2 separate regions of the Mus musculus genome follow, and region 2 is linked to region 1. Evidence: chromatin loops called from intact Hi-C (ENCODE). Cell type or tissue: heart. All regions are shown on one strand. Links, peaks and the distances in the headings refer to the core of each region. The heading gives the core; the rest is flanking DNA. Region 1 overlaps Sipa1l2 (signal-induced proliferation-associated 1 like 2). Region 2 has its middle 37 kb from the start of Gm30713.

Evidence for each region. Hi-C counts contacts between places; a loop is a spot of excess contacts. Peaks named below come from ENCODE experiments on the same cell type or tissue, not always from the same donor. Only the 100,000 strongest peaks of a DNase experiment are listed, where the experiment ranks them.
Region 2: it touches region 1 in a loop (2.0-fold over the local background); 2 of 42 quality-filtered maps call a loop at or near these places.

Annotation. Positions count from the first base shown.
Region 1 is chr8:125,439,037-125,451,381 of GRCm38, forward strand. Sipa1l2 (signal-induced proliferation-associated 1 like 2) reads right to left here. Exons shown (of 22, transcript NM_001357372.1): 13 at 11,297-11,397; 14 at 10,845-10,948; 15 at 8,471-8,856; 16 at 5,450-5,674; 17 at 3,547-3,700; 18 at 228-447. Among named protein-coding and RNA genes, the nearest start is that of Gm30713, 59 kb to the left of the region's middle. In heart, for the core only: a CTCF peak has its summit at 4,369; DNase peaks (open chromatin) are centred at 5,815, 6,435, 7,168 and 8,671; H3K27ac peaks cover 2,776 bases.
Region 2 is chr8:125,343,210-125,355,554 of GRCm38, forward strand. No RefSeq gene overlaps it. Among named protein-coding and RNA genes, the nearest start is that of Gm30713, 37 kb to the right of the region's middle. In heart, for the core only: no CTCF peak of the experiment used is centred there; DNase peaks (open chromatin) are centred at 6,302, 6,622 and 8,612; H3K4me3 peaks cover 301 bases; H3K27ac peaks cover 7,911 bases; H3K27me3 peaks cover 1,042 bases.

The sequences.
Region 1 (12,345 bases), core at 2,825-10,824:
AGTTACAGAGTCTACACATCACTTCCTTCAGAGATAAAGTAAAAACAGTATTTGATAATAATGTCTAATGTAAACCACCTTGAAGTCTGCTACTTAGAAACGGTTTAGAAGACAAGGAAATAGTGCCAAACAGCTGACATCGCACCCCATGTTACACCTGGATCCACCTTGAGGATCACATGGAACCACAGGTACCCCGCAAGTCCTCCCACACAGCCCTCACTTACTCCGTAGGCTCCCCATGCTGGGTGCAGGGTGGGTTCTTGGAGGCAGCGTACTGTGGTAGGGTGGGGTCGTGCTAAACAGAATGTCGTTGGGCAGTGCCTGCTCTAGGATGGAGCTTCGTGAGCTGGCAAAGGAAGAGCCCCTCCGGTTGCTGCACACGCTCTCATCGGACAGTGTTCGGTACAGCGACCTCCGTGGAGACACGTTCCCGTAGAACGAAAACTAGGGGTCATAAAGGCAGGAATGTTAGCAATGTGAAGGAAACTCCGGGTCATAAAGGCAGGGACATTGACAATGTGAAGGTCTGAGTAGTGCTGCCCATCCATAACTCCGAATACGTGGGAAGCTGAGACAGGGGGACTACCGAGAGTTCAAGGCCATCTTGGGCTACATGGCAAGTAAAGGCCAGACTACCATACCAAGACTGTCTCAAAACTAGATCAAACCGCTACGATAAATATGCAGTCAGGGTTGTCTGCCTGTGCTATGGCTTTCATGAGTTTTCTGCTGGTTCAGGAAAGTCAAGCATGCAGAAAGGCTCCTGGACCATGCCTGGGTTTCAGAGTCCCCTCCTCTGACACTCTGTGAAATACTAGTACAGATTAGACACGGAGCTGTAGTGAGGCCAGCGCTCCTGCAAATACGCAAGGCCATCTTTCAGGCAACTGATATTCATAGAAGCACACACTGTGGATGGATGGTGATTAGAAATGACTACATTTTAATATTCACCAACAGACAGCAGGGATGTCCAACTGAGTCTAAATAACAAAACTAATTCTGAACACTGACATTTCCAGAGCCATATAAATATGCTTAAGAGAAGTAATTTAAATCCAGTAAATTCTGCTGTTCACTTAAAAGTTACCACTTGCAAAAGTTTGTATAATTGCTGGAAATTGAATTTACAGTTAGTGGGACAAAACCATTGCAAGGGTTAGCTTTGTCAACTGACATAACTCTAGGACCACCTGGGTAGAGTGTCTCAAATGTCTACTTTGGATTAGCCTGTGGCAAGTATGTGGAGGTTGTCTTAAGCTAAGTGATGAGGGATGACTCAGCCCACTGTGGGTGGTACCATTCCCTAGGCATGGGCGCCTAAACTGTGTGCAGGAGAGTGGAGAAACTGAGCAGAGCACAAGCAAGCAAGCATCCACCCACTTCTCTCTGCTCTTGTCTGTAGGGTGCTGTAAACCAGCTGTTTGAGGGTCCTGCCTTGCTTTCCACACACTTATGGACTGTAATCTGAAACTGCAAGATGAAATAAATCCCCTTTTCTCTTCTCAGTTTTTTTCTTTTAAAGTAACAGCAAGAGACATGAAAGTAGTATGACCAGCTATAAGGAAGGCACTGACATCACTGTTATAAATACCAGCGAAGGCCATGGAACCAGTTGCAGAAACGAGGATTTTAAAGTAATATGGATGCTTCCGTCTTATTTTGCTAAGAATACATTTGTCTTTCTTCCAATTTCTTTAGCATCAATTGGTATTTAAGTAGAGACACTAAAAGAATGTTCCCAAGGGACACTGGCCTATTGTATATTTACAAATGTGCTTGAGATTGTACGAGAAATAGTTATATCATGTTAGGTGTATTCATGGCCTCGTTATTGTTTCATGTGGACATGAGATGTTATTTTGTATTGGTTGACAAGGGGTGGATTGTGGTGGTTATTCCTGATTGTCACCTTGATTGTATCTGGAATGAACTACAACCCAGAATTGGAAGGCTCAGTGATTCTGCTGTCCACCCTCATACACTAAAATAATTCCAATTAAAGAAGCAGGGACTCGACCGAACCTGCAGCACTTTTGTGGCACTGAACCCCAATCGTCTCACTCTAATACTGTTTCTAACACACACAGAGCGGCCAGTAACATTTCTGGATGTGGCAAGCAGGCTAGAGGCCCTGCTATTGCCCATGTTTTACTCATTCGATCTGCTCACTGGCACTGGGGAAGTAATTTGTTTTAGAAGAAAACACACATGTCAAGCACAAGTTCAGCCATTCTGGGATGATGCTTGCTGTGGGGTCATCTGCCTTTGAACCCAAGCACACACAGTTCCCTAGCCGGGATCCAGATAGAAAGAAGCGTTGAGAAAAGGCTCCTTGTGAGACATTCTGGCGAGATTCCCGGTTCACACCCCAGTAAGTTCTTTACAGCTGAGTGTGGATGCTCAGATCACAGTGGACAGGGACAGGCGTAGTGTCTGATGGCACTGCTGCTCCAGGAACACAAGGCAGCTAACTGCGGTAAGATACACAGACTGGTGCTCACTGCCATGCAGGTAATGCCTCACTTGCCCTGGGAAGCACAGATGCCTGACTACAAGTGGGAGAGGGTCTGTTCTAGAACCAGACACTAACGTGTGCTCCACAGTCTGCTACCAGTCTCAGCTACTTGAAAGAGAAGTGACTGGCCTGCTTATTTATGCTTTTTAATTACCCTGCGTTATTGTAAACATTGCATTGTTAAACTCATTCACTCGTGTGGGGCACAGACAGTCCTGGTACACTGGTGGAGGGCAGTCTGTCTGTCTTCTCCAGGTCAGGTCATCAGGCTTAGCAGCTCCTGCTTTGCATTATTTTAAGAAGTGAATTAGGGAGGAGAACTTGGGAGGAGCAAAGCAAAGACGTGAACTCCTCACTGAGAAGGCACCGCTGACTTGAGTGTGAGGAGGCTGTCGCTGAGAGCTGCAGCTCTGTGTGGCAGAATGCAAGGCTTGATAGATGTGGTTGCAACCAATCTCTATCCATTTCTGGAGCAGACAGTCTGCCAGGCCGACCTGGACAGGGCATAGGCTGGAGGTCCTGGGCGAGGTAAGCAGTGTGGCCTCACTGGTTACCTTTGAGGGCCGGCTGTGTCCAGGTACCATGCTAGGCTCCTGTGTGTCACTTCCTGGCAGAGCCCTGACCCTGAAGGACAGTTACTGACCTACTCTTTATCACATCAGCACACAGGGACCCATTTGCATAAGCTAATGTAACAGGTCATAGCCAGAGCCAAGACCCGAGGGGAGCCAGCCTGGCTTTCAGAGCAACTCCAAGAACACAATGGCCCCCCACACCAGCCTCCTCAGCTCATTTGTCTCTGAAGGAATTGCTAGTGGCAAGGGCCAGGGCTGGGCTGCAGCTCTTGCCTAGAATGTGTGAGGCCCTGGGGTTCCACCCTCAGTACTATAAACAAACCAAACCTTGACATCCGAGGCAGCGGTGATGGCCACTCTACACCGGGCTGTTGGTGGACCACAGGAAGGGCTGTGGGGAGCAAATGAGCACCTGGAGTTGCACCAAAGCCTTCGTGGTTACTCACTCACCTTCCGTCTCCCCTCCTCCACTAAGGGGCTGTCCGGCAGCATCAACTTCAGAAAGTCATCTTTGGATAGGACATGCTGAGTTTCTGAAACAGAGTCTCCCACCACTGCCGGGTGCTGAGTGGCTGTGGACATGATGTCCATCTCACCATATATCCTGATGGAATAAACCAGAACACAGGTTCAGAGGAGCTGCAGTCTACCTATAAGCTGTCCCTTGGCAGTCAGATGAAAGTCCAGAAAGCATTTGAAACTGAGGGGATAGCTCAGTTAGTATGAACTCAGATTTTAAAAAAAGCCAGATTGGTGGTCAGCTTGGCACTGGAGAGACAGAGACAAGCAGATCTTTGGGCTCACTGCTCAGCCAGTCTAGACTTAGTAAGCTCCAGGCCAGTGACAGACACTATCTTCAAAATCACAATGGGGAGAGCCCAAGGCACATTAGTTAAGGTTATTCTTCAAGAGTCTGTGCAGGCTCCCATGAGCTGTGTGCGCAATCCTATGAGCTGTGTGTTCACAGGCACACACCGCACACACAGCCCACACCTACACCATGGCACGCTCCTCTAGCAGAGCACAAGTCAGGGTTTCTTGGGCTACTCTGAACAATACCAGACCTTCAGTTTTCCCTCCTTTTTTTTTTCACGAACATAGGATATCTGCCCCCCCACCCCCTACCTGCCAATCAAACCTCAAGAGTTCCACAAAACAAGCAGGCAGTGTTCCTGCTTCTGTGTTCTCTGACTGTGGGGTTGATGGTGCTCTTGGCCTTGAGACACCATGGAGACTACGCCACACCACCACCAGCTGTCACCACGACTCTACTGCAGGCAGCTTTCTGCATACAGAGTCAAAGACAGCAGAGCTTTATACTCTGCTACCAATAAAAGCCAAGGGCTACAGAGATGGCTTAGCAGGTGAAGGTCCTGCCTTCTCCGAGTTCAAGGTGAAGGGCCTGCCTTCTCCAAGTCCAAGCCTGATGAGCTGAGCTCCAGCCCAGGATTCCTATGGTAGAAGGAGGGGATCACTCGACACATGCCACCGCAGCTTCTGCACATCACCACAAGCATTAGCACCACGACTGCCATCACCACCGCCACTGCTGTCACCACCACCACCGTCACCATCAGAATAAAGTGAAGACTTTAAAGACGGAAACATAAATCCCAACATTTAAAGTGTTTAAAGCAGAGGCAAGAATGGAGCTGGCCCCATGGGTGAAATGCTTGCCTTGCACCCATCCCCAGCACACAGTAAACAGCTGAGCATGGTGGTCTGCACTTGTAACCTCAATGTTGGGCAGATGGAGACAGGAGGGTCACTGGGGCCCAAGGGCTGGCAAGTCACACTGGCCTGAGTTCCAGGTCAATGACAGGCCCTGTTCTCAAAGAAGGCAGGCAGCACCTGCAGGGCCTCATCAGAGGGTGTCCTCTGGACTCACATGACTGTACTCTGTGCTGGATGGTTTTATGTCAACTTGACACAAGCTGTAGTCATCTGAGAGAAATGATCCTTGACTGAGGAAATGCCTCCATGAGATCAGGCGTAAGGCATTTTCTTATTAGTGATCAATAGGGCGGGCTCAGCCTATTGTGGGTGGTACCATCCCTGGGCTGGTGGTCCTGGGTTCTGTAAGAAAGTAGGCTGAACAAGCCATGGGAAGCAAGCCAGTAAGCAACCTCTGCATCAGCTCCTGCCTCCAGGTTCCTGCCCCGTGTGGATTCCTGTCCTGACTTCCTTCAGTGATCAACAGTGATGTGGAAGTAGAAGCCAAACTCTTTTACTGTCCAATCTGCTTTTGGTCATGGTGTTTTATCACAGCAACAATAACCCTAACCAGGGGACAGACAGATGGACAGACAGAGATGGTAGGAAGGGTGTACAATGACTATGGTTATAGATTTACCTGGGGCATTCCGTCACTTCAGGTTCCTCGGGTGGTGGGCTACCTTCTGACTTTTTCCAGCCAATGACATATTTGTTTGCTGCTCCTTGTCTGTGGTAAGGCTTTGTCACCGCCCCAGGTGCCTGCTGACCGCCGCCGTGAGTGACAATGTAGACTTTGGAACTGTCCAGAGAGCCGGTGCTTTTGGAGCAGTGAGCTGAAGGGCTTCCTGAGTGCTGCGAGCCACTGTGAAGACAGCCAAAGGTGGCATCATAGCAGATACAGCAGTGACGTGTGGTCCCTGGCCACTGGGCTGGGAAGGCAGGTGACCTCTCTACCACATAGCTTGCTGGACGGGAAGCCTCTGTGTCCAGAGGCTCCCCACGCTCGGGTGTGGCAGGAGCAAGCTGAGAAATACAACTGGGGGAAATGCTACAGCAAAGAGCAGGCAAGCTGTAGGCCACTCAGTGACTCAAATTTCAACTCAGCTGCTCATGCCTCCAGTCTCATAAGTACAAAACCCTAGGCCAAAGAGGTGCTTCAGGCCAGCTCCTCATAGGCTTCTAGTCCCTTAGCCTGTCGTATTAATAGACAGCTGCTGTAGAAATCCCCCCCCCCCAACTCCCTTTCTTTGCCTAATGAAGGGCGTGCACTGAAGGCAAGTGTCCAAGAACACTGAACACTTTCCACTTAGCAGTAACACGAAACTCTTTGCTATACAGATTCCACGAGTCCCTGAGGTACCTTGACTCTTGACACCAGGTCTCTTACAAGTGGCCTGAACTTTGAAAAGATGCTGCAGGGCTACAAGACCCCAAGGTGGCTTTTACAGAATGCCAACTTTTATCCAGTTCCGAGGAGGGTGGGAATCATCCAGGAACTAGAACTCATGTGACTTCTGAATATAATGTTATCTCGCACTGAGCTGCATTGAACAGCACTAGTGAAAAGCAAGCAGCTGGAATGTCTCCTTGGCACACAGCCCCGTCCTCTGTTCCCACTGTCCTGGTCAACAGGAGCTAGCTCCAGGCTCCTGTCCTCTTCCCTGGAAGGGTGGCTGTCTCACCACAGCTTAGCAGCCCACACCCAGCAGAAGTCCTAGTTGTCCTCAGTGGCACCACCTCAGCCATGGTGGTTTACAGCCAAGGACAGTGCAGAAGACACATGGGTGCTGGGTGTGATGTTTGGTTTTGTCAACTTGACTAGATCTGTGATTTCTGAGGTGACAGGTGTGCCTGTCTGAGATATGTTGAAAACCCACCCTAAATGTGGCCAGCAGCATCCCACACACTGGGTCCTGGACTGAATAAAGAGGAGACACTGGGCTGAGCACCAGCGTTCATCTCTGCTTCCTGACTGCAGACACCACGTGACCTTTTCCTTCCAAAGTCCTCCCCGCCACGACAGACTATATCCCTCAAATCACAAACCAAAATCAACCCTTCTTTCCTAACCAGTATAGGGACCTCTCAGGGGAGACCTGTGCCTTCTGTAGACATTAGAGAAGAACTCCTTCTCACCAGGAGATAGCCATGAACACAGCCAGCAAATGACAATAAGTTTTAGCCACAAGGGAAATAAAGACAGGGCACCCGGTGTGGGGCAATGTCACTTGGCCTGCCTGGGTTCCATGAGTTAAAGTGGCACAGAGAGTGACCCCTTGGTTGTATGTCCTACGAGGACGTAGGTCGACCTTACTGGTCATACCCAGCACTCATGGCGGGCACTGTTCTTCAGTGATATCCAAGAAAGGGCAGAGGGGGGCTCCAGGTCTCTCTGGTGTCCACTGCTCAGGAGCAGAGGCCTGTCACCAGAAACCAGGGGCCGGCATGCACCACCCCTTGGGGACAGGCCTTTCAGAGTTCTAGGTCCCACAGGACTGTTCCACTGTGGTTTGTCCATCTATGCTCTGTGACTGGAAGCTCTGAAAAGCTGGAGAGTGACCCAAAGCCCTGGAAGGACAGCACCAGGGACAGGGAGCAAAGGTGAGCAGAAGCCACACCCCCTGATGAGACACACTGAGACACACTGACACACGAGCCTCTTCTCTGAGTCTCGCAAAGAGAACCCAGAAACCTGAAATTATCAGCTTTTAAACCAGCATATAGATAGACAGCTGTCAAGCCAGAGTACAAAACCATGCGCAGACATGTATTCTGTATCTATATTTAGGATAAAATCCCCTTATATTTAGCTCCTCTTTACCCCCAACACTGGGGGGCTGCATACACCACAGCCTCGAGATACTTCATAAACAAATCAATTAATTTTGAGACAGGTCTCACTAACACGCCCAAGCTGACCTTTAAGTGGAATATGCCCCAGGCAGCCTTGATTAGCCTCTGAGTAGATGGGATTATAGGCCTGCACCATCAGGCTTAGTCAGACACTTACTTAAAAATCCCAACTGGGGGCTGGGAAGACAGTTCAGCATTCAGGAGTGATTACTGCTCTTCCAGAAGACTCAAGTTTGGTTCCAGCACCCACACTGGATGAATGACAACTGCCTATAACTCTAACTCAAGAGGGTCCAACTCCTTTTCTGGTCTCTGTGGGCAATTTACTATGTGCACATGTTCATGCACAGACCCCAAACCAAATTCCTGCAGTACATGGCCTGCCATCAGGCTTCAGGGACAGAGATAGTGTGATGGTGTTCACAAGCTTACATAAGGGAGTGAGGTGAGTCCCCAACAAGGAGCTGCTGCTGTGCCTTCCCTCCTCCAGGGTCTACAACGGTTTCTGACAGGAATGGTGAGATACTTCATATATAAGTGAGTCACAATGCATTCACAGATAACCTGGGACACAGGTGGCCTGCAGGGTGGACATGGCTGACAGACACTGAAGATTAACTGGTTTGCAGCTCTCTATCAAAAGATATCAGGGTCACAGGCTGAGAGGGGAGGCAAGAGACACACAACTCAATAGCAGAGTTCAGGAGATGAGCACTCTCTGTGGGATCAGATGGCTGGGCAGTTAGCAGTGACAGCCTCAGGCCCCACCCATACTGCAGGTGCAGTTTGGCGTATGCTGGCTTACCTGGAGTGGGAGGAGACCTCACTGAGGTCACCCATGCTACCGTCAGCAGCGCTGCTGGAGATGGCAGAGGCATAGCCATGCAGGGCATACATCTTGGCAGGGTCATCGTCAGCTACCGAGACATCAGCAGCATCTGCCCACTGCTCAGCCCGGCTGTGCATCAGGGACCTGCTGCCTGTCAGATGCACTGGGCCAAGGATGGTGGCTGGCATGCACGGCGTGGTGTCGATGCCGCTGTCGGTGGACGCGCCTTTGATGTAGGTCAGTCCCAGCAGCTCGGGGTCCATCAGGTCCCCTGACCCAAAGTGCTTGTCATCACTGTTGCTGGAGGTGTTACTAGACAGAGTGTTGCTGCTGGAGTGGCTGGAGCAGCTCTTATCCCCAATCTGGAGAAGAGGATAGACAGACGGCCTTTGGGTAAACCCCCATATACTGATCACCCCAAACATTAGGCTATAGCCAAGGCTTGGGTTGAATTTTATGTGCTCCCTAAGTCAGCAATAGATATAGAAATGGATTTTCTCAATATCCTAGTTTTGTGTGTGTGTATACACATGTGTGTCGATGTTTGTGTGTGTGTGTGTGTGTGTATGTGTGTGTGTGTGTGTGTGTGTGTGTGTGTGCGTGCTTTGCTCCTTTGGGTACCAGTCTATTTCCTTTTGGAGTCAGTATCTTTGACTTTTAACTTCCAGCTGGTAAGTCCCAGGGATCTGTCTGCTTCTGCCTGGTCTCATGCAGAGGTCCTGCCTCTTGCTTCCTCCATCACTGACAGGAGCTTAGCATCCTGTCTTTAGTCAATCACTGGTGTATAACACACAAATGTCACTGACAAGGATTATATAGATGGAGAAGGATATAAAACTCAGGCAGAGGAGGAGATCAGTTTACATTTATAAACTTCCTGCCATTTACAGTCAGTATAGCATTTCTCTTAAAGACTCCAAGTTTGGTGAAGGAGACCCAGGTCTGAGTCATAATGGTAAAACGTCCAGTTAGTCCCTGGGTGCTTTCTGAGGTCATAGTGCCACATGCCTCCTGTGCAGAGAAGGACTCTGCAACTGTGAAGTGCCCTGCAAAGAAGCACGCAGGCTCTCAGGGAGCTAAAGCCAAGTGAAGTCCCAAGAGGAAGATTCCAGACTAACTGTCTGAAAATCACCCATGCTGTAGGGAAGACCAATGCCAAGACAGAAGAGATCCTCTCTGTCACTGTGCCCAGACCGACTCAGCTGTCCCAGTTCGAGAACCAGTAGGACCAGGGCTTTGGAGCCGGGACAATGCTCCTGTCCAGGCCATTTCCTAGGGGCTTGGCCATCTCTCTTTTTTTCTCCATCCTCCTGCACCTTTATGCAAATCCTGGCTTCTCTGGTTTCAACCTGGCCCCTCCACAGCCTGTCTTCCTCTACAGAACTACTCTGGACGTCTGTAGACGCAGATGTGAGTGGACTCAGGAAGTGGCTCAGGCCAGGTCAGGGCTGTGGCTGCAGGAAGAATGGCTGTGCGCAGTTAGGGGAACTGCAAAGCTCACTGATGTGCCAAGGGGAGGGAAGAGTGTTGCCCAGGAGTTTGTAAGTTTCTTTCACCTGCACATTTTCAAACCACCCAACTGCAGCTCCTTTGTAAGGAGTCTCATTGAAAGCTGCTTCTCCTACAGGACTCCCCTCATTTTATGGTATAGATAAGCTGGTCTGTGGGATTAACAAGGAACCTGCTGTCAGTGGACTCTCAGCAGGCTGCTGGGCTGCTATGGTTACGGACATCTCAGTGACATCAGCAGAGGGACGTTGCTGCAGCTCCTCTGGCGAGAGGGACTGTTTCTGTTTCCACTACTGCACTGTCCCACTAAGTAGCTAAATGGTTGACCAGCTAACCCTGGGGGCAGGATCTCATCACTATCACCGTGAACAGCGAGGTTGGCAGGGTGACGTGCATGTTGGCTTTAGCAGGAATCTGCTGTAGTCTTTCCGTGGTCCTTCATGAACTGAGAAAATAAACAAAACTTACCCATTTCCCTTCTCTTTTTATCCTCTTTTATGAGTGTCCTTTGTGGAAAATAACACGTGTCTGATCCCTGCCACAGGTGTGCCACCTGCTGTGTGCTGGAATGTGTTTATGTTCTCAATCACTCCCTGCCCTACTCTGAACTGGGCTGAACCCCACACAGCACTGAACACCACATGTGGGCACATGCTGCCATACTGTGTGCTGGGCTGTACCCCACACTCTCAAGCATGGAAACACCATATGTAGTCCTACTGGGTACTGAGATGCATCCCATGTTCTAGAGCACCATGGACAGGTGTGCTGTGCCACCCTCTATATGCTGACACACATCAATCCTGCTACAGGTGCGATCGGTCGTAGATAGAGGACTTACATGAGATAGCTTATTGGGGGACTCTTTGCAGCTTCCGTCTTTCTGCAGCACTCTTTCCTTATAGGAGCTCAGGACCTTGGAAGGTGGGCCATGCCATTTGGTTTCTGTGACATTAAAGAGAGTTGAGCACACAATTTCCAGTGTTAGCAAGAGGGAGGAAGACAGGGTTCTGATGGTTTGAAACTTTACTATGACTTCCCAGGTTATCAGCAAGCACACGGGAGGCAGCAGAGTCCCCACACAGAGGGACAGATTTCTCCAGGCATTATAACCAGTTATCTGAAGCCATGCTATAATCATAGCTACCCCAGAACCAGCCAGCCACCCACAGGCACCTCACATGGCTCACAGAGAAACTCATCAACTATGGTTGTCCAAGTGAATGAGTGGAGACAGGGAGAAAGTACAGGTCAAGGGGGGCCCTGGAGGCCCGGTCCCCAGGGCTGTGTTACCTGGAAGCCTGCCTCCCTCCAAGAGGTCCTCCTGCTCCCCGGTTCCATCGCACTCCACAGAGCCTGGGCCCTGGTGCTCCAGCAGGAGGGGTGATGGGCACCTGCAAAGAGGGAGTCCGGCTATTCTTTTCTGACACCGCCAGCTAGCAGAGGACAGGACGGATCAGGTATGAGATGGCTGAGGTTTCCTACAGAGGCTACCACCATTCCAGGGCTGATGCTGTCCTAGGAAACAGTCCCCTGACTGTGGAAACACAGTATCCTGGTCGATCTCTCCAGGGAAAAGGATGCTGTTTCACCAGGTCTGACACACAGCAAGCTTCAACAGATAAACACGCACCACCAGCGTCAAGGCCGCAAGTCCTCCAGCTCTGGTGGAGCACATGATCGGCCTTACTTTTGACTAAAGCGCATGGCACTGATACATCTGAACACTAGTGCATGTAAAGAAAAGAAAACCTGATTCAGTCTAGACTCTGCCCTGATGGCCTGTGTGATACGGGAACTGGAAAAAGGAAAACATAATCTTAGAAATGAAGGAAGTGAAGGCAATGTGCTTGTGCTGCCGTGTAATGCCATGAGCTGAGTCCACCGTGGGTCTGAGACTACACAAGGCTTCCCATTTATATAAGAACAAATCGAGGCTCTGCTCTCCTTGCTTAGCCATGGCTTCACTTAGAAAAGGGATTTGCTATTTAGCTGTGAAGAATTCTGTCTGCCATGTGAGATGAAAAGCATGGTATCCAAATTGGACAGCAGAATGCCTGGCCTGGAGTTCTGCTCTGCACCTGAAGACAGTGCCATGATTGCCATGCTCTTCCATGGACAGGCGTTTTCTGTCCATGCCAGCTGAGGCCTCCATGGATGACTGTGTTTTGTCCACAAAAGGGCCCAGCTGTTGACTACCATAGACGGACTGTGTCACCACAACACACATCTAAAACCTGAATGCTGTGCTACATGCTACCTCAAGAGTCCCACATAAGGTCAGTGTGTACGTGTGTGTACATGCGTGTGTGTATTCACAAGGGTCTCCAGTTGTACCCACA
Region 2 (12,345 bases), core at 2,434-10,433, 96 kb before region 1:
TCATGAGGATCACAGCTATTCTACTTCAAGATGGCAAGGGTCCTGTCCAGCCTAGAGAAAGCATCTATATTATAATTATATAGTGTCATTATATTGCATATGTACACACATACATATATATGATATGTATTATTATAATGCACATGTGTTATACAATATGTATCACATGTGTAATATATTCATATATGCATGCAATATATTATTTAATACATGTATTATATGATATGTATTATACATGTAATATATATACGCATATATTATACACACATACATCTATTACACTTATATGCACCCTGCTATATATTCCACAAAGTCCAAGCCTTAGAAACCTGGTCCCCAGGGAAGCACTACCGAAAGGAGGAGATACTGAACACTCTCCTTTACTCTAGCATTAACCAAGTGACAGGTTGTTCAGGACTGGCTTCCTTAGCACCTTCACTTCCTCTGACCAGCTTGCCGTGTCTCACCATGTGACACCCTTTGCTTCATCATGAGCAGAGAAGACGTCAACCCCATGCTCCCAGCCTTCCTAGTTTCCATAACCAAGGACTAAATATATCTCTACCCCATATAAATTGACAAATTGCCCTTCTCGGGTACTCAGGCACCGCCACAGACATGCCCATCCTTGTAAACAAATGTCTGCCATACTTCTATGTTCCGGTCCAAATACTGAATGTCCTGGAATGATGTCAGATGAAGAGATACCTAGGGAGATCATGAACGTCTGTCTGTGTGAAGGGCCGTTGCCATGGCAACTCAGCACCCTTGGGCAGCCTCCTAATGAAGAGTTATTACTTCTTAGCTAAAACACGTCGCAAGGAATGGATGAGTCATCAACTTGTGGAGAGATACAACAAGTTATTTTTTTCTTCCAATTGCTCTAGGATGTAAACACACTGATCTATGTGTGACAATCTCTGCCCACGTCTGACTCACTCACCCGGCTCTTTCGTCACCGAGCTAGCAGAGGAAGGGATGAGAGGTCTCTATTGCCCCCCAGGGACCCTTCAAACATCTGTGGGTGGCATCCTGAGGCATTGGTCACATCCTGTGGCAACTTAGATGAAGTATTCTGAAAGAGGGTTCAGGCAAGAGAGTCTCTATAAAGCTAGCAAGCCTGGTTGTCTGGCAGCCACACTGCGCCTGTCAGGGATATTCCGTGGGCTGCTCTGAGCTCCACATCAGAGCCAGCCACTGTCCTCTCCTCAGCCTCCAGTAATCGGGCAGGAGAGAGGGATAAAAGATCAGAGAGGTGCTGAGCACTCTGGGCCTCTGAGCTGTGGAAAAGGCTTAGGTTTCTGTCTTGGGACCTGGAGATGTGTCTGATAGCCGAGAAGGTCACTCCCCTGGGTTCACTGCTGCTTCTAAATACCTGAGATGTCTTTGCCCTCCTCCCCTGGGATCCCAGACTTCAGGCCAGTGCCCGCACATAGATGATCACCCCACTGCAACATCCACAAGGCAAACCCCCAGAAATACCCCACATGCTCATGTGCTCCCTCGGGATTAAAAACTTTAACTCCACAAAACCATCAAGTCATCTTTGATTTGTGGGGAAGATTTTTCAGGCCGCATATTTGTCAGGCATAAAATATGTAAGGTAGTAAACCATAGGAAAATTATAATAAATAATTAAGAGAGTTCCCTCTTCTGCCCTGAAACCGCAGGACACTCGGAGGCAGGCTGAGGAGACGGCTGAGAAGACGAGCATTTATCTCGCCACTTTCTCCGGCACCCTGTTCTAGTTTTCTCTCTGCTGCTGTCATAAAACAGTTTGAGCATGGGTGAGGGGTGTGGGGAGCTTAGCAGTTCGGAGCACTGATTGTTCTTACAGAGGACCAGGGTTCAGTCCCCAGAACTACATGGTAGCTCACAACCACCCATAACACTAGTTCCAGGGGATCTGACAGCTTCTTCTGGCCTCCACAGGCATCAAGCATGCCAATGGTACACAGACACACAAGTAGACAAACATTCATTCACAAGAGGGGGGAGGGGTATTTGTACTGGAGTGGGTGGGACACAGAGAATTGCCTCTGGATAGAGAGGAGAGAGATGTGGCCCATAGGCAAATGGTGGTTTATAAAGGGAAAGAGGAAAGCCCCGCGTTAGGATGAAGTGTTTAACTTTAATTGAGCATGTTAATTAGGTGAGCCAAAGTGGGCTTTTGATTGCTGGACTTCAATACTTTGATTGCTGGTCCTTGATGGTCAGCCTCAGGAGGAGGAAGTTGCCAAATAAAGGAATAGACCTTGGTGGCTAGCTTTAGGAATCTAACTGGGTTTTAGCAAGGCAGAGGGAATGGGGGAGAAGATCAAGGTCTGCCAGAGCCATATTTGCCATGTTTGGGCCTGCTAGAGCCCCTTTGTATACAATCTCACGTGTGTGCACACACATGTGCGTGTGTATTTATTTGGCTTATACTCTTATGTCACAATCTATCACTGAGGGAAATCAAGGACGGAACTTAATCAGAATCCTGAAACAGAAACCGTAGGGAACCTGATTGCTGGCTCGCTCTCTGGCTCTGGCTTGCTCACTCTGGCACTCTGCTAGCTTGCTTATTCAACCCAGGACTACCTGCCAAGGGATGGTTGAAAGTAGGCTGGTCCCGCCTACACCAATTATCAATCAAGACAATTCCCCAAGACAGGCCCGTAGACCAATCTGATAAAGGCAATTGCTCAGTTCTGCAAAGCAATGCAGCTCCCAACACTCACGTGAGAAGGCTCCTAACGGGCTGTGACTCCGGTTCTAAGGGACTGGACTCTAGTGGCCTCTGTGAGTACCTGGACATTCATAGGCATACCTACACGCCGATCGACACACCTCCACACACAGTAATTCTTAAGTTACTTTTAAAGATTCCTTTTTCCTGATCACAGAAAAGGAAAAACTTGATGAGTGCCTAGAATGAAAATGCATAGGAGCTGAGGCTCCTGGGGAGCAAAAAGGGAAAGCACTCAGGACGTTGACACGTCACCTACAGTTAATGAGAAATCGCATCCCCTGGGAGCTTTGGGGAAAGATTGGCTGGATAATATCATTTGGAGAAGCCTGACAAGGGGCAGTGGCCACCGTCATTTGCTCTCTATCTGCTCTCTGGCTGTAAACTTTGCCTGATAAGAGCTTTCAGGGAAAGGGCCTAGATTCTGTTCCTGCAGGTCCTTGGCTCCCGCTCAAATGACAAATCATGTAGAAGATAAGGAAATCATCTTGGTTCTTTAAAGTTAAAAGAAGATGAGATTAAAAATGTCATTTGGTGGCTGGATGAAAAGATTTCCCACACATTCGGGCACCCCAAATAAACCACGTTACTTAGCAAATGTCCACAGGGAGACCACCGAGCAGATGTTTAGAAACTGAAGAAAGAGCTAATGATGTCTGGAGCTTAAAGAATCCAAGCCTGGGAAGGAAAAATGGCCTTGTGGATGGCCAGGGATTGACATGTTAAGGGGCACGGCTCACGTGGAAAAGTAACGTTTTGGAAACTCACAGTGGAAATCTCATGTGAGCCAAGTCCAGGGCTGGCATGAAAAGGAGTAGAGAGAAGGGAAGAAAACTCACCCTAGAAGATAACGCAGAGTTTCTTTTATAGATGGTGGCTCCCCCTGCCCCCTTTCCCCATCCGCCCTCCCAAGTAACCCATGTATCTTGTCTACCCCAAATATCTCACACTACTAATGCACTCTCTCTCGTAAATCTCTAAGAACTCTATTTGGCTCTGAGACCAGGCGTCCCAACCCCTCTCAGGTAGAATTGATCCCTACGGTCAGATCCAACTGTATCAAATAGAAAGAGTCACAGGGGCAATGTTTAAATTGGATTTGTTATTTGCTCAAGCAAATGCCTCATGCATTTTTTTTTCGAGCTCCGCTTCCGTTTTGTTTATCTCCAAAATTAAAGATAAAGAGACACACAAGTCTGCTGCATAGCTGAGGTGGGAGATTCTCCAGTCAGAATCCTACCTACCTGACCGGCCCCTCAGTGACCTGGGCCCCCTCTGCAATCTTTGATCAGCAAGCCGATCTCCTGAGAAGGCCAAATCAGGGGAAGAGGGTGTGAGCCTAGCCTCCCATCTACATGCTGGGCCTGGGGAGAGCAGCCAGGTGCATTTGAAGATGACAATTGAGTGTGTCCAGCCTGTACTGTAAAGTGTTGCTGTCACAGGGACTCCAGCTTAGTGAGCAGAGCCACAGAACCTTCGTTGCAGCTCCGTGCTGCAGGTCAAAGCCAGTGGCATTTCCAGTACCTAGGAGCAGGCCTTCCCCACACACCAAGTTAGACTCTTGGAGCCAGAACACACTTTGCTAAGAACCTGGAGAGGTCGAGGTGTCGCCAGACCCAGATCTGTAGCAGGCTGTGCTGCCTTGGCAGGCTGTGGCGAGACTTGCAGACTCCAGGCCCTAACACACTGGTGGAGATGAGCTTTGATCTGCACCGTGTCTCCTTGGTGCTGTCCATGCTAGTCCCGTGCCTTAGGAACCTTAGTTGTCCCTGATGGCTTTCCCAGGAGACACCAGAGGGCACAGCTAAGGGACACTAAGGCACAGCTGATGGGAAAGCAGGGGCTTGTGGGAGGGAGGAGTCCAAGGGATCTGAGCTGAGTGCAAATGAAATCTGCTCCTGGGTTTTCTTCACTGTGTGGCCCCTCGGTGGCCTAGTCTAGAACTTGCTGTGTAGACCAGGCTGGCCTCATAACAATCTGTCTTCCTTTGCCTCCCAAGTGCTGGGATTAAAGTCACACACCACCAGGCATGGCTAGCTTTAAAAAAATAATAATAATGATAATAATAATAAAACTAAATTTGCTCAGAGATCTTTCTTGAATCCTGTCTTCTTTCTGTCCTGCTTTTGGTACTTCCTTCCTTCTTAACGAAGTCCCCTCTTCCATCCTTCTCTTCCTTACATTGCTCTCCTTCCTCCTCCCCCAACCTCCTTTCTTTAACCATCCTGGCTACCCAAGATCCAGTGTCCAGGGTTTGCCTCAGCACCTGAGTTGCTCCTGTATCCCAGCGCTTCCGGTCTCCTACACCCAGCACTATTGTTGGCTGTGCCCCATCCTTCCCTCCAGGGTACGAAGATGCTTCCCATCCTCCGGTTGAACTCGAGTCAGACACCTGCTCACACACACTGTGAAGACCACTGGAGAACACCTTCCTTCGCCCTAGGCCCTGGTGGGAACAGGGCTCTGAGCTCCCATAATGCCCCGGGGGGGTGGGGGTAGGACAGGGCTCTGATCCCCCACAATGCCCTGGTGGGAACAAGGCTCTGTGCTCCCACAATGTCTTGTTGGGAGGAGGATATAGGGCTCTGAGCTCCCACAGTGCTGGGGGTGGGGGGTGGGGTGGGAGGGGAACGGGGCTGTGGGCTCTCACAAGGAGAAGATGCTTCAGTCCCATAGCTGCTTTTGGAGTCTGGCCACACCCTTAAGAGGTCAGCTGAGTTCTGCCCTAGCCCTGCTAGCCTCGCTAAGGCACGGGCAACCACCCCCACTCCCTCTGTTTATATGGATGTTGTGCGTTGGAGGAACGGGTGCTGTGCTACTTATGATTGAGGGACTTCCTTCTGCCTCCGTCAGCTTTAGAGACACTTTTTTCTTTCTGGTCCACAGGCCTAGGGCTTGTGTTTGTTTCTGACTGTCTTATAAGTACTTTTCACGTTTAAAATGTTCAGTGAGGGTAGGAGCCGGAGAGGGGCCATAGTGAGAGCTCACTTCAACATCAGAGACCCAGTTGTCTTAGAACTTTTCAAGACTGACACATACTCTGGGACCATGGAAAGTTGGCTCATTCCTGCTCATGGGATTAGGATGAGGATGGGGGCCTCGGAAAGCAACTAGAGAGAGGAAGGAAGAACAGGACCATCCACGGGAGGTCACCAAGGCTACAGGCACTGAGGTGGAGCCTTCCCTTGTTCGGATTCTTATGTCCTGAGTGAGTTTTGCAGTGCTCCCTGGTAACCACCTCCTCGGGAGCACTTCATGCTGTAACATATGTGTATATGTAAGATCTGCAGAACATAGACCATTTCCTATGCGGTTGATAACATGGCTAATATCTCACTGTCTGTCTTCACTGTAAGATCAAATGCAAACGGGGAGGGGGGTGAGGGAAGGGCTTGGGTAAGGGGGAGGGGTGGGACACTTTTCTGTTCCCAGCAACAGTGTTGGAACTCCTACAGAATGTGAGCCTGCTCCTGAGGTTAACAACCTTGTCTCCTGGTTGCTGGGTCACGCGGTGTTTCCTCTTAACCAGAGTGCAAGTGTTTGGAGCTCATCATTCAAAGCAAAGTTAATCCCCGAGGACAGGAGCCTGGCTGAGAGCCCAGAGCCTGTTGATTGGAGCTCCGGAATGCTGGGTAGGAGGGCCAGTCTAGAGGGAGGAGCTGCTCATTCAGTGTGGTCTTCACACACTTCTGCATCTAGTTTTGATGACACCAGGTGAAGAACCCGAGAAGATAGAAGCTGGGAGTGGGGGTGGGGGGCAAGTCTCCCCTCTCCCCAAGGTGTGTCCACCTAGGACCTCAGAGGCCACTCCACTTGGAAAAAGGTTCTTTATAGATACTGTCAGTCAACACCAAGTCATGATGAGTTAAGCTGGACCCAAGCCAGAGGTCAGTGTCCTCATAAAGAAAGAGCACTCGGAGACAGAAGACTGGGAACAGGGGCAAGAGGCTGAGTGTCCATGGAGACAGCAGTTGCCCAGGAACAGCACAGGGCTGCTGGCCATCTCTGGGGGCTGAGAAATGAGGAGGAAGGGAACTGAGCCTGCTGGTGCTCTGAGGTGTGGCTGCTTTCTCTTCATAGAGAATTTCTTTCTGATTAGCGTGGTCACTTTGCTTCCTGCAAAGCTTCCTTGCTACTTTTCGATCTGCTCAAGGTTTTATTTCATTCTCAAACAAGAGGCCAACTACCTAGAAACACCCGGTACAAACTGACCAGGTGTCCTTTCAAAATGAAAAAAAAGAAAGAAAGAAAGAAAGAAAGAAAGAAAGAAAGACCTATCAATATTCCAAATTGAAGCACAATTTATACACACTAGATAACAGAAACATCCAAATCTTAAGTGAGGTTTTTGTTGTTATTGTTGTTGTTATTGTTATTGTTTTCTTTTTGTTTGTTTGTTTGTTTTCTGTTCTGGGCCTAGGACCCAGTGTGTCTACACCCACCTTCAGTAAACACTCCACCACTGAGCTACATCTTCAGACCTCTTTTTACTCCTTTTCAGAGAGAGAATCTCATTCGCTCACCCAGGTTTGCCTAGAGCTCACTATGTGGTGGATCCAAAATGGCACCTGACCTAACACTACTCCCTAAAATTCCCCAGCTCTCCAGCAAACCACTTTCTTCTGGTTCGTAAAGGTTTTACAGCCTTTCAAACATATTGCCACCATCTGGGGACCAAGTGTTCAAAGGCACAAGCCTTTAGGGGACACTTTACACTCAAAGCATAACACCTGTATATTTCTGTTCAAGTCAGAGCCTGTGTCCACCAGGGCTTACAGTGAAGGACACGAGACTAGCGCTCATCGTGGAAGCTGTGGAATGACAGGGAAATGTGTTCTCTATGACCACTGTCTGCTGCAGTGGAAAGAGGTTAGAGTGAAGACAGGTAGGGGAAGAGAGATACCTCAGGGAGAACCTGGCAGAGCATTTGTGCTCAGTGCTGTCTCTGTACCACTTTGAGGCCCAGCCTCATCCCACACAGGTGGAGGTCATTGCAGGACCTAATGTATCTAACACCTTGCCCTGCTTGCAGATCCTGCAAACAGAAAGGAGTTGGGACGGCCCTACCAGGCTTCTGGGAGATTCTAGCCTGGGTCCACTTCTGCATCTGCACTTTTAAGAAAACAAGGGTTGTTTTGTTTTGTTTTGTTTTGTTTTGTTTTGTTTTGTTTTTACTGCAGCTCAGTAACAACCAGGAGGTCTTGATCCTGCTTCTGCAATTTGCACTTGAGTTCTGTCTGTAAAATGGGATAATCTAACCTGTGAGCACTGGATACACCGCTGCCAGGACGCTCTGTGGTCAAAGGGGAGCCATGTGAGAAAGCATGAGACGAGATTAAGTTGTGTGACAGTTTCTACTCAGTCATTTTGGTGATGAGTCTAGCTGCAGATACCATCCAGGATTGTTGGCCAGCACAATAGGACAAAGCCTATGTCCTCCTGGGTTTGACAAAGTTGAATCCACAAAGCTGAACATCTGGGCACACAGTGGCTTGTGTCTGGGGGAAGGGTCTCTGTTGGCTTCTCATGGCTGTGTGCTGCTATGTCTGGCAGAGACAACCTGGTAGTCGTGTATGGCGAATACACTGGACGAAAGACAACCATGCAGAGAGCTGCTGTGGCAGCAGGGGAATGTCAGGAGGAGGCATGGCAGCGAGTGGCTTACTGCACTGTGTAAAGACGGAAATGAACCCAACACAAAAGGCAGGAAGAGACGCAGAGAAGAACACAGACAGAGAGACAGGGAACAAGGAAGAGAGACACATGAAGAGAGATCAAGAAACACACAGAGGCAGGTGGCAGGGGCAGGAAGTATTGTCACACTGGAAAACAACATCTACAGACAGTGGACAAAGATGACAGAGTTAGCCAGCAGTGACTGAGTCCAGCCTGTCACGTTTCAGATAAGGAAACCGAGGCTGGTGACTGAGCCTGATCTATTTATAGCTTGTGTCATAGCTCATGAGAACTGTGGCTTGCTTTGGAATCCAGTTCTGAATCTTGGAGGCAAAGACACATCAGTTTGTGAGAAAAAAAAATTATAATTTGCCTGCAAGTGTTTATTGTCTGTTAGGATCAGAGAATTCACAGGCTATATTTGTTTTTATTGTGTATGTTTTCTGGTAGGATGGAGTCTATTGATCTATGCCCATGTGACTAAAGATGGAGGGTGAAGAGGAAGAATGTCCGAACTCACACTGAGAGAGAGATTGAAAGGAGCGAAACAGAAGCCAGAATCAACGGAATGTCAGGTCACACGCAGGAACAAGCACTGCAGAGGCCTTAGAAATTAGTCTGGTGAAACACTTCCCAAAGCAGAGAGAAGAAAGAAATTCTAGTCCAGGCCAGGACAAGACCCCTGGAAGGAAAATAATGAGAACAGAAAAAGCAAAGGCGAACAAAATAAGAAAACTCCAAGGCTCAGACGTTGGAACTCAGGAGCCCAGCAGGCAGGAGGCTCAGAGACAGCCTGAGAAAGATTCAAAAGCCACGTGCAGGGGCCAAAGGTGCAGAGAGGAGGAGGCAAGGAGCTTCCAAGGCCACAGAAGGTGGTTTCTCATAGGACTTGCAAATGAGAGCAAGTGTGGAGTGGTTTAACTTGTCACTCACCCTTCTTGGCTGGCTAAGGCATTGATGACCTAAGAGGCTCATTTGTGAGGCAAGAGTGGATCAGTCCCCCATGCAGGACTGTGGGAATAAGAAAGTTAACTTGTGGGGCTGGAAAGATGGTTCAGGTGTTAAAGACACCACTGTTCTTTCAAAGGACTGGGGTTCAATTCCCAGCACTTACATGGCATCTTACAACCATCTGTAACTCCAGATCCAGTCGATCAAATACCACTTCTTCTGGCTTCTGCAGGCACCGTACACATGTGGTGCACAAGTGGACAAAACGCCCACACACAAAAAGCAAAAAGTTTTATAAGAAAGTTTACTCCAAGAGCCAGAAAACAAGAAAGGCCGTCATATGCACTGCCCTGTACAAATTCTCTCTGCAAATCAAGAAAATCAATAACCTGCAGAAATCAAAAAGGAGTCTCCCCTTCCCAAGCTCCCCCCCCCCCCCGTTGTGAAGAAAGCCCCCACCCCACCCCCCAATGGAGGGAAAAGAGGTTCTTGAGATGTGCGCATGCTCTGAACATCACATGACTTTCTGGAAACCCCATCCAGCAATGAGGCTTTATAAAATTCAGGCTTCTGGGCTTATATCAGCCTGGATTCTAGTAGCATTTGTCCACAGTACCATGGAAAATTTGTATTTGTAATGCTTTTTTAGGAATGACAGTTCCCCGTAGGCTTAATAACCACTGTGAGAGCCATTCAGGCAACATGATTTGCTTCATGCTGGGTTGTCCTGTCTGAATCTGACCTGTGTGGCCAGCCATTCATGCTATGTGTGCTTATCAGGAACTCTCCTCAAGATTTTAGCACAAAGCTGAAGATGGAAAAGCAATTGAAACCGACAGATTGCTGGGTTCTGACATCCCTTGTCGCTCATGCTGAGGTAGTGCTTAGCCTGTGGGGCTTTTCTGAGGCATCTCCAGAGAATGTTAAATGGGTGGAAATGGGAGATTTCTAACAGAGGCACGAGGGGTTGGAAGCCCATTTCTGTACTATGCCATCCCAGGGTCTTGGGTAGCAAGAACGGCTTGAAGTTGTCAGAGGAGCAGGTCACTCCAGGCAAGTGTGAGCTTATAGATCCAAAACTTTTCTCAGACCAGAACCTCATGGTTCAATTTGCCAGTGACCTGTGGTCTATTGAAGATGTATGGTCAGTACCATGCCAACATAAGCCTGCTGTGTCGCCTGCCCCAGATATTTGAGTCTGGGGTCTGGGAACATGGAACATACTAGCATTATGGGCACATAGATTCTCCAAGGACTTGACAGGTGTGTGTGTGTGTGTGTGAGAGAGAGAGAGGGGGGGGAGAGAGAGAGAGAGAGAGAACTGCTCCCATGTTAAAGATTCTACAAAGCCAAATGACTGAACTTCAAGATTAGGAAGGTTTAAAATGTTGTAGACAAAGCCATATTACCTTGGCTATTTTTAGTCCCTTTGGGAAACTGTCTATCGTCCCTACCTATGTCTAACCTAACACTCTCCTGTCTATGGAAGACCTCGTGGTGTATTCTTAACAGGTCTCCTTGTTTGTTTTAAGCTGTCAACTGGACACAGCCCACAGTTATCTGAGGGAGTCCCAACTGAGGGACTGCCTGATCAGACTGGCCTGCTGTCATGTCTATGGGGCACTGTCTTCACAGTTAATTGACATAAACAGCGAGGCCAACTCTGGGCGGGACCGTCCCTAGGCAGAGGGTTCTGGGCTGATTTGTTTAAGAAAGCTGGGTGAGCAGAGGCGATGGAGTAAGTCAGTAGGCAGTGTTCTTCTGTGGTTTCTGCTGCTGTTCCTGATTGACCTCCTGCCCTAATTCCTCTCAATGATGTCTTAGATTTCCATTCGAAAGCAAATCAACCCTCTCCTCCCACTACCTTGCTTTTGGTAGTGGCGTTTATCGCAGAGCGTAGAAGGCAAACTAGAACTGCCAGTCACTTGTTTCCAACAATGCAAAAGTTAGAAATGTCATCAGATGTTGTCTGACATCTGCAACACAGTTTCTCTGCTTTCCTAGAACAGGATGCCTATGCCCCACTCCATGTACTGATGGGTGCTTTGATATCTGACTTTCTTTTTCTAATAAGATCTCACGAAACCACTCCCATTACCGGGGTTCTGGCCTGGACACAATGTATCCAGCTTGAGAGGCTGTGAAGATTATTAGCAGGACCCAAGGGTGTGTGACTTTCAAAATCAACACAAAGACTGAAGTGTCTCTACCCTAATGACTGGAGCAGGGGCGGGGGGTGGGGGACGGGGAGGGAGCGATGTTTCCTTTGGGGATGCACAGGACTCTGTTGAAGGCCTCCCTGTGAATCCAGATGTGTTTCATTGCCCTATGGGGAAATCCCAGGCATCCATGCAGGAGCCCCTGGGCAGAGGTTGCAACTTAAAAATAAACTTGGGGCAGAAATCAAGCAGCATTTCCAGTCTCCTGTCAGGGTCACCTTATCACCCTCTTGAGACTCAAGTCGTTTTTCTTCTCCTTCAGGTTTGTTTTAATTTAATTAGTCTGAGCCCTGTGTGAGGCATGTGCCGACCTTCTAAGGCAGCCTGTGAGCAGGTAATTATATATCTGTGCCTAGGGCCAGACTCGGAGGTCTCAAAGGCCCTGAGGATTTGTAAAGCTGCCACAATTCTGCACCTGGCTTCCAGTCCAGCTGTATATCTCCACTGCAGCATTACAGGCCAAGAAGGCCCAGTTGTCCTCAGGCCAGCAAGGACCCTATTCAGCCTCCGCTGCAGCTGGGCTATGTGTGCAGCCATCTCAGTGGCTTCTGGCATGGACCTTGGCCATCTGCTCAGCATCCTGGGAACACAGGGCAGTGGATACCCTGGCTTCATCATAATCCCGTCTTAGTGCTCGGAGCCACACAATGGGGCCCGCAGCCACACACTCGGCTAAAGGGGCACATGCTATACTCCCAGTTGTGATGCTGTGGTCTGGCATACACCTCCAGAGAGCCAGTCAGTTCTTGTGTTCCAGACCGAGAAATT